3 separate regions of the Mus musculus genome follow, and all the other regions are linked to region 1. The links are chromatin loops, found by intact Hi-C in ENCODE. Cell type or tissue: left cerebral cortex. All regions are shown on one strand.

Region 1 (2,500 bases):
TCTCTCCCTCCCTCCCTCCCTCCCCTTCTCTCTCTCTCTCTCTCTCTCTCTCTCGTGTGTGTGTGTGTGTGTGTGAGAGAGAGAGAGAGAGAGAGAGAGAGAAAGAGAGAGAGAGAGATGGCTTCCCCTTGCTTGCTGTCATATCCTATTCTCTGCTTGCAGTCACTTGGTGCAGTGGTCTTCAACCCTGGTCCCCGCCAGCTCCATAGGCCTGAGGCTCTGTCGAGGACTCTCCCAGACACAGGTCCCAGATACCCAAGCCAGAGGCTAAAGGCAAGTCTGGCCGCTGGCCCAGCCTCCCTCTGCTATTCCTTCCCTCATCCAGGGAGGCAGGGACCAGCGCTTCAGTGTGCTCAGTGCAGGGGAGGAAGTAAAAGGTGTACATTCAAGCAGAGACAGGAGGAGAGTGGAGAGCTGACCCAAAGCCTGGAGCCAGAGAGGAGGAGGGAGGAAGGAGGGAAACAAAAGAGCCAAATAAGAAAGGCAGAAAAGGCGAGAAAATGGGGCAGTCAGTCCAAAGAACGGGAAGCTTAGGGAAAAGAACCAGGCCACGCCTTGTGCTCTGTGCTCGGAGGGTCAGCCCCCAAGCGTGGGATCAGATGCCCCACTAGGGAAGCTGAGGTGCCACAGAGACTCTCCAGGGGCCTGGTGTGTAATTTCAGGACCAGGAAGAGAATGGTTGGGGTCAGAAGGGCACAAGGCAAGAGCAGGGGTGTGTGGGCGGGGCTGCCTTGAGGGCTGAACAGGCCAGTGAGCTGTGCTCTCTAAGTACTGGGGGAGCTGAGAGCAAAGTCAGAAGAAGAGGAGGGGGTATTTTAGGATCCCCAAGAAGGCTCTGGAGGGAGGGGCCTGGGATTTCTGCAGCCTCTAATTCAGAGCAAGTCAATATGGCCCCGTGGTTTTTAGGGGTAGCCTGGGTTGAAGAGTATACATTGCCAGCCAGCCCTAGCACCATTTGAAACTTCAAACACAAACCGATCAGACCCAATTGATTATGTTTATCCCTTTCTTGGGCCATCCCCGACTCCTGGGCACTCTTTCTGTCTGGCTGTGATTCCAAGAAGAGACCCATTTGGAGAGACCAAAGTGTCCAGTTTCGTTCATCTTCTATCCCACCTGCCCAGGCAGTGAGCCTTTGAAGCGTCAGGGCCACAGATGGAGCCCGCCAGGAGCTACCCAAAGACCATAGCTGTTGGCTCAGATCAAAATGCACACAGGAAACGACATTCCCCGGCCAGCAGTCTCGATTCAACTATTCATCAGAAGCCGAGGCTTACGGAAGCTAACCTGTCCACACAGGGGAGCTGCGGGGACATCAGTTCATCAAACCCGCCACAGCCTTTTCTCTTGGGAGATCTGTCCCTCCTGCCCACCCTTCACAGCCGAGACTGCAGCCATGTGGAAAGGTGCCCAAGAGACCACAAGCCCCCAGGATAAAGAAAGCAGGTGTGGGGTTGGCAAAGAGAAGCTGTGTAGCAAGACACTGCAGTAACTCTTCAGAGCTCTGTGGCCAACACTGCCCTCCTGTGGCTAAAATGTACCAGTGCAGGCGGAGGGCCCTGAAACCTCTCAGATTGGTTGGTTCTCTTTTCCCATCTTGAGCCTTCTTATCCAGGGTCCCCCTGCCTCAGTATGAAGCTGTAGACGCTCTCTAGATTATTCCTAAAAGCCAAACTGTAAGAAAGACAGATTCTACATAGCACTCTTTATCACGCACTCTGAGGGGGCACTCACAAGACATCTCTCAATCCCAAAGGAGCCGATCAGAGTTAACGGTCTCGGAGTGTGGTCAGATGGGCATGAGAGCCAAGTAAGGCATGGTTCTTTCTGATCGTGGGTATTCCAGAAGTACAGGGAGAGAACTAGGACGAACGAAGAGTTGCTAAGGAGAAAGACCATGAGGTGGTGGCCAGCTTGGAGAGGAAAGAATTAGCTTTCCCTTGTGCACACTTGGGCCTGGTTGGGTTGGGCTAACCACAAGACACTTGAACAGTTTTCCCCCAGAGACATAGAGCAGAAGTGGCTCCAAGATGACACCCAGGGCTGGTTTGGTTCTTTCCAGAGGGGAAATCAGCCCAGCTCTTTGTTCATAGGCCAAGGCTAAAGTTGGTCTTCAGTTGGGCATCGGAAGCTGGCCTTGGGTGCCACACCCCCATGGGTCAGCCTGGGCAGCGTTTTAGGACGTCAGGAACCTAAATGGGGGGGTTTCTGGTATCCAAACTGCTCCTCTGTCCCTTTTCATTTCCTCCCCAAAGATCAGACACGCAGCCTGCACACAGTTACCTGGCCTAAGTTCTAAAGACTCCACTGGAAATCAGAGGAGCATTGATCTCCGTGTCTGCTCCCCTCTGGCCTGGCCGGTTCTCTGTGTTCCCTCTGGCCTTCCTTTTCCATCGGTCCTACATCCTAGCTCCTTCATGACATACACACTTTATGCTCCTCTCTCTGGTCTCAAAACACAAGGAAAAGCCAAAGTGTTTAGTTTAGCTCCCTTTTCTCT
Region 2 (2,500 bases), 120 kb before region 1:
TGGCGGCGCTTCCGGAGACCCTCGGGTTAGGGTTGGGTCACGTTGCCGCCTTCTCCACCCTCCTCCCAACCCCCCTCCAAACGCTCCTAAAAATTTCCTTCGGTGGAAACCGCGCCTGGGAAAGCCAGGGAATCCCTGAACTACTACTCTCAGTTGGAAAAGGGGCTCCGACATAAACTGGTACATTAGGATTTTAACCCCGGCTCGCTGGCTCGCCCATTGTCTGCTGAAGGAGCCAAGAAGGTGAATGCGAAAATCCTATGGGGCAGATGAACATCATTACACCCGTGTCTCATGGAAGCCGCAGAAGTCTTTCCAACATGTTTGGCCTCAGTCACCTTCCTCATCTGCAGGGAGGTAGTCAAGAGGCGAAAGTACTTTTTGGCTTCTGCGGACTTGGAAATGTAGGTAGCTTTGCCACCAAGTGTAGGTATACGGGAAGAGAATTGCCTAAAGCCCACTTTATATATTATCATTTTAGTACAGTCACATTCTGATTTTAGTTACCTAAAGCACCCTTAGCCCTGCAGTAAGTGCATCACACCAATTCCCTCACTGAATATGATGCCTCCTAAATGAATACCCACCTCCAGCAAATAACCTCCCCACTGTTCCCTACACCGCAGAAGCTGCTCACACAACTTTTAGAACATGCAGTGCTGGTAAAACCAGTTCTAAATCCTTAACTTCACTCCACCTCTTCCCAACATTTCAAGTTGTTCAGTCGGAACTCAGGAAGCCAGATAAAAAGATACAAAGTATGCAAAATGTTATACCAGAGTGGAAGCCATTGGAAGTTACTTTTAACTTTAACAGTAAACTCAAACGGCAGGCCTACCCGAGTATGCACACGGAATAGTACAAACAAAACTATTTACGTACTCGGGAGTTTTTCCTCTCCCCAAAACCACAGTAAGAAGGGAGCTGTGAAGCTCTGGAAAGCGGAACAGGATGGCAAATCAACAGAAAAGCCCTCCAGTTTCTGAGCCACTGAACAAGATAAAAACTGATGAGTGTGTTTTCTTTCCAGAAATATAAACGCCACATTATTTATTTTTAAGCACAACTTATTTTTAATTCGTGTCAAGTATGGATTAGATCACAAGGCAGTCAGTTACAGTAGCATGTGACCAGTTACGGAGGGGAAAAAGGGGGCTACAAAGGAATATTTCTTTGTTTGGGTGACAAAGATGAATGGTCTATTGTCTTACTATGGGGAAAGAAGAAAGCTAACTCAACAGTGCTACCTGCTGGAGAAACTACCAGATACATCTTTTAGCTATTTAGTTCCATTAACGTTTAGATTTTGTCAGTTTGTTGAACTGGGGAGTCTTTTTTTGTAGCCCAGGGTGGCTTAGAGTCTTTGATCCTCCTTCACCAGCCTCCCAAGCAAAAATATCAATATGAAGTAATTATCACAAAGCTATACCTTTTTGTATGTAAGATCATTTCTTGAACACAACATTTAAAGAAAAGTAACCATCTCTTTGAATTATTCACATTGTAATTATAGCAGATAATGATACTTACTGTTCTCAGTTATACAGACATCCTGCCTTAGCAATAGGAGGGACTGTAAGCTGGAGGGCTACACTATGTTTTCCCTTCGCTTTTTTCTCTGTATATTCTTGAGTGACACACCTCTTCAAAGCAACGTATTCTTTTCCACATCTGCATTAATCTATAGTGTTAAAAGCAGTACTGGACCTGGAGCAACGGCTCAGCAGTTAAGAGCTTACAGGATACCTGGGTTTAGATCCCAGCACCCACGTGGCAGCTCACAACCACCTGTAACTCCAGTTCCAGGGGATCCAATGCATTCTTCTGACCTCCTCAGGCTCCTCATATATACTTGGGTACATGTGCGTGCGCGCGCGCACACACACACACACACACTCACTCATACACATTAGAGATGATTGCCTCTTTTTCCCACTAGAGGTACTTTTCTTAGACTGTGGGAGACTACAGATGACCTTTCACAGCTATGACAGCTTCCCAATAAAATTCTTAAATGACTGGTGGTTAGAATATGCTTGGGCCAGAGAGTGGCACTGTTAGGAGATGTGGCCTTGGAGTGTGTCATTGTGGGTGTAGGCTTTAAGACCTCATCCTAGCTGCCTTGAAGTCAGTCTTCTCTAGTGGCCTTCAGATAAAGGCCTCCTGCACCATGCCTGTCTGGATGCTGCCATGCTCGAACCTCTGAACCTATAAGTCAACCCTGATTAAATGTCCTTATAAGAGTTGCCTTGGTCATAGTGTCTCTTTACAGCAGTGAAACCGTAAGACAATGACTAAGTTGATACAAGATTCCAGGGGCTAAATCTCACATGATACAGGATTAACATCATAACAGGATTAACATCAGTAGAAATCTGCAGAATGTTGAAAATAAACCCAAGTTGCTTTCATTGTATGTGTGGGCAAAACTTCTTCCTTTGCTGAACTGATGTTTTCAAATGTGTTTCAGCACACGCTACTTTTCACTACACTGAATTTT
Region 3 (2,500 bases), 110 kb before region 1:
AGAAACCTACCCATGCCTTTCCAATTTTTTTTTAATTAGGCATTTTTTTCACTTACATTTCCAATGCTATCCCAAGTCTCCCAATACCCCCCTACCCACCCATTCCCACTTCTTGGCCCTGGCGTTCCCCTGTACTGAGGCATATAAAGTTTGCAAGACCAAGGGGCCTCTTTCCAATGATGGCCAATTAGGCCATCTTCTGCTACATATGCAGCTAGAGACACGAGCTCCAGGGGGTATTGGTTAGTGAATATTGTTCCACCTATAGGGTTGCAGACCCCTTTAGCTCCTTGGGTACTTTCTTTAGTTCCTCCATTGGGGGCCCTGTGAGCCTTCCTAATTTTTATTATTTGCCACATCCCCTATTCCACAACCAAAGAGAGAAAAGAAAAAAATCCTGTTTGATTTTACTAGGCTGGGGTGAGAACCCAGGGCCTTGTGCACTTTACTGTAGAGCCACACCCAGTCCTATGACCCTTGGCAATGCTATTGGTCTCTTTTCCTGGGGTAGCACTTTGGCCCCTCCTCCAGACATCAGCTCTTCAGGATGCTTCCTCATATCCTTCTCTAGGCCCATGTTCACACGGAAAGCTGTTCTTACTGATGAGTCCAGAAGTTCTACCCACACCCTTATTACCTATGTGTAGCATAGCACAGCTCTTAGCTAGGGACTGGATTTCCTATACTCTTTCTCTGCACCTGTCATACTTCCTAAAACAAAGCTGGCTACATGTATTAGCATCTCGAGAACAATTAATTTTTGTTGTTATTGTTTTTGAGACAGGGTTTCTCTGTAGCCCTGGCTGTCCCGGAACTCACTCTGTAGACCAGCCTGGCCTCGAACTCAGAAATTCGCCTGCCTCTGCCTCTCAAGTGCTGGGATTAAAGGCGTGCGCCACCACTGCCCGGCTTGTTTTACTTTTTGAAACACCTTTGTACTGTCTTCACCCCTTTACAATTTCCTATCATTAATCTCTTTATGTCTCTTTAGTGCTGTGTTTCTGCTGACATTAATCAGCCCTAAGAAAGAAGCACACCCAGTCCTTTCCTTCATTCTTAAATCCACTGTACTTGGCTCCCATCATCACCACTTCATTAGCACTGATTAGGATGCAAATGCTATCAATGACGAAAACACAGATCAGACCAACTGTTTTTCAGACAGTCGTCTCAGCAAGGGCGCGAGGCGGGCGGGCGGGAGCAGTACCTCGATGTTGGTTGCATTCAGCTTCTCCTCCATGACTTGCTTGAGGATGATGAGCGAGGACTTGATGGCCTCCTTCAGAGTCATAGACTTCAGAGAGAGAGAGGAGCTGTTAGTTGAACGTGATTCCTTCCTTTAACCCTCCCCGCATCTCTCTGCAGAAACAACTTAGCTGATATTAATAAACCTTACACCTTATTTGTATAATGTAGTACATTATATAATAATGTAAATATTCAAGGATATATACTTAGAAGAAAAATGTCTCACTAACGCTCATCTAGTAAATCATCTTTGAGAAAGAGGACAGGGCTGTGCGTCCCTAGTATATGCTTATCTCAATTCCATGATCTAGAGGATGATATAACCTGGTGAACAGCCTAGTAATATCCAAGTGACCTAAAGAGGGCAATCCAATGATTCAGAAAATCCACTTTCCATTTTATTTCCTGTCTTAGGGTTCCTATTGATGTGATAAACACCATGACCAACAGTACCTTTGGAAGAAAGGATTTATTTCATCTTAGAACTCTCAGGTCACACTCCATCACTGAGGGAAGTAGAGGAAGGAAAGGTAGCAGAGGCTATGGAGGAATGCTGCTTACTGGCTTGCTCTTCCTGGCTTGCTCAATTTGCTATCTTATACATCCCAGAACCACCTGCACAGAGGTGGCACCACCTGTAGTGAGCTAGACCCTCCCGTACTAATCACTAATCAAGAAAACATCCTAAGGATTTGCCCAAAAACTAATTTGATGAGGTATTCTCTCATTTCAAATTCCTCTTCCTATATGGCTCTCACTTGTGTACACATACACACACAGCACTAACTAACATTTAATTTTCTCTACATATGAAAGCTATATTACAAGCAAACCGCATTTTATTGTGCTTTGTTGTGCTGCACTTAGCAAATACTGCAGATCAGTGGCAACCTCATATTGAACAAGCTTACTGGTAACATTTTCTAAAAGCAATGGATTATTCTGTGTCTGTTATTTCTGATTAATTCTCACAACAGTGTGATCTGTTTGGTAACCATTTTTCCTCTCTTTAGTGTCTGTATTTTCAGGTATGTGCAGATGTGTGTGTGTGGGGGTGTTTGTTGGGGGGGGGGGGTTGCACATGCACCCAAGTGGAAGTCAGAGGACAACTTGGATGTTACTCCACAGATACCTTTTTGAAATCAATCTCTCTCTGGTCTGGAATTCACCAAGCAGGCTAGGCTGCCTACCAAGTCAGCTCCAGTGAGCCACCCGTCTCTGCCTCCCCAGCACTGGGATTAAAAGCCTGTAC

The links. Hi-C counts contacts between places; a loop is a spot of excess contacts. Peaks named below come from ENCODE experiments on the same cell type or tissue, not always from the same donor. Only the 100,000 strongest peaks of a DNase experiment are listed, where the experiment ranks them.
Region 2: a loop joins it to region 1, with 2.3 times the contacts of the local background. A loop is called at or near these places in 6 of 42 quality-filtered maps.
Region 3: a loop joins it to region 1, with 4 times the contacts of the local background. A loop is called at or near these places in 6 of 42 quality-filtered maps.

Annotation. Positions count from the first base shown.
Region 1 is chr3:108,163,927-108,166,426 of GRCm38, reverse strand. No RefSeq gene overlaps it. Among named protein-coding and RNA genes, the nearest start is that of Gm40122, 10 kb to the left of the region's middle. In left cerebral cortex, CTCF peaks have their summits at 1,325 and 1,528 (motif pointing left); a DNase peak (open chromatin) is centred at 1,512; H3K4me3 peaks cover 338 bases; H3K27ac peaks cover 839 bases.
Region 2 is chr3:108,281,289-108,283,788 of GRCm38, reverse strand. No RefSeq gene overlaps it. Among named protein-coding and RNA genes, the nearest start is that of Sort1, 1.5 kb to the left of the region's middle. In left cerebral cortex, a CTCF peak has its summit at 1,253 (motif pointing left); DNase peaks (open chromatin) are centred at 271 and 1,224; H3K4me3 peaks cover 688 bases; H3K27ac peaks cover 1,200 bases.
Region 3 is chr3:108,271,085-108,273,584 of GRCm38, reverse strand. It overlaps Psma5 (proteasome subunit alpha 5), which reads right to left. Exons shown (of 9, transcript NM_011967.3): 8 at 1,208-1,294. Among named protein-coding and RNA genes, the nearest start is that of Sort1, 12 kb to the left of the region's middle. In left cerebral cortex, no CTCF peak of the experiment used is centred here; no DNase peak of the experiment used is centred here.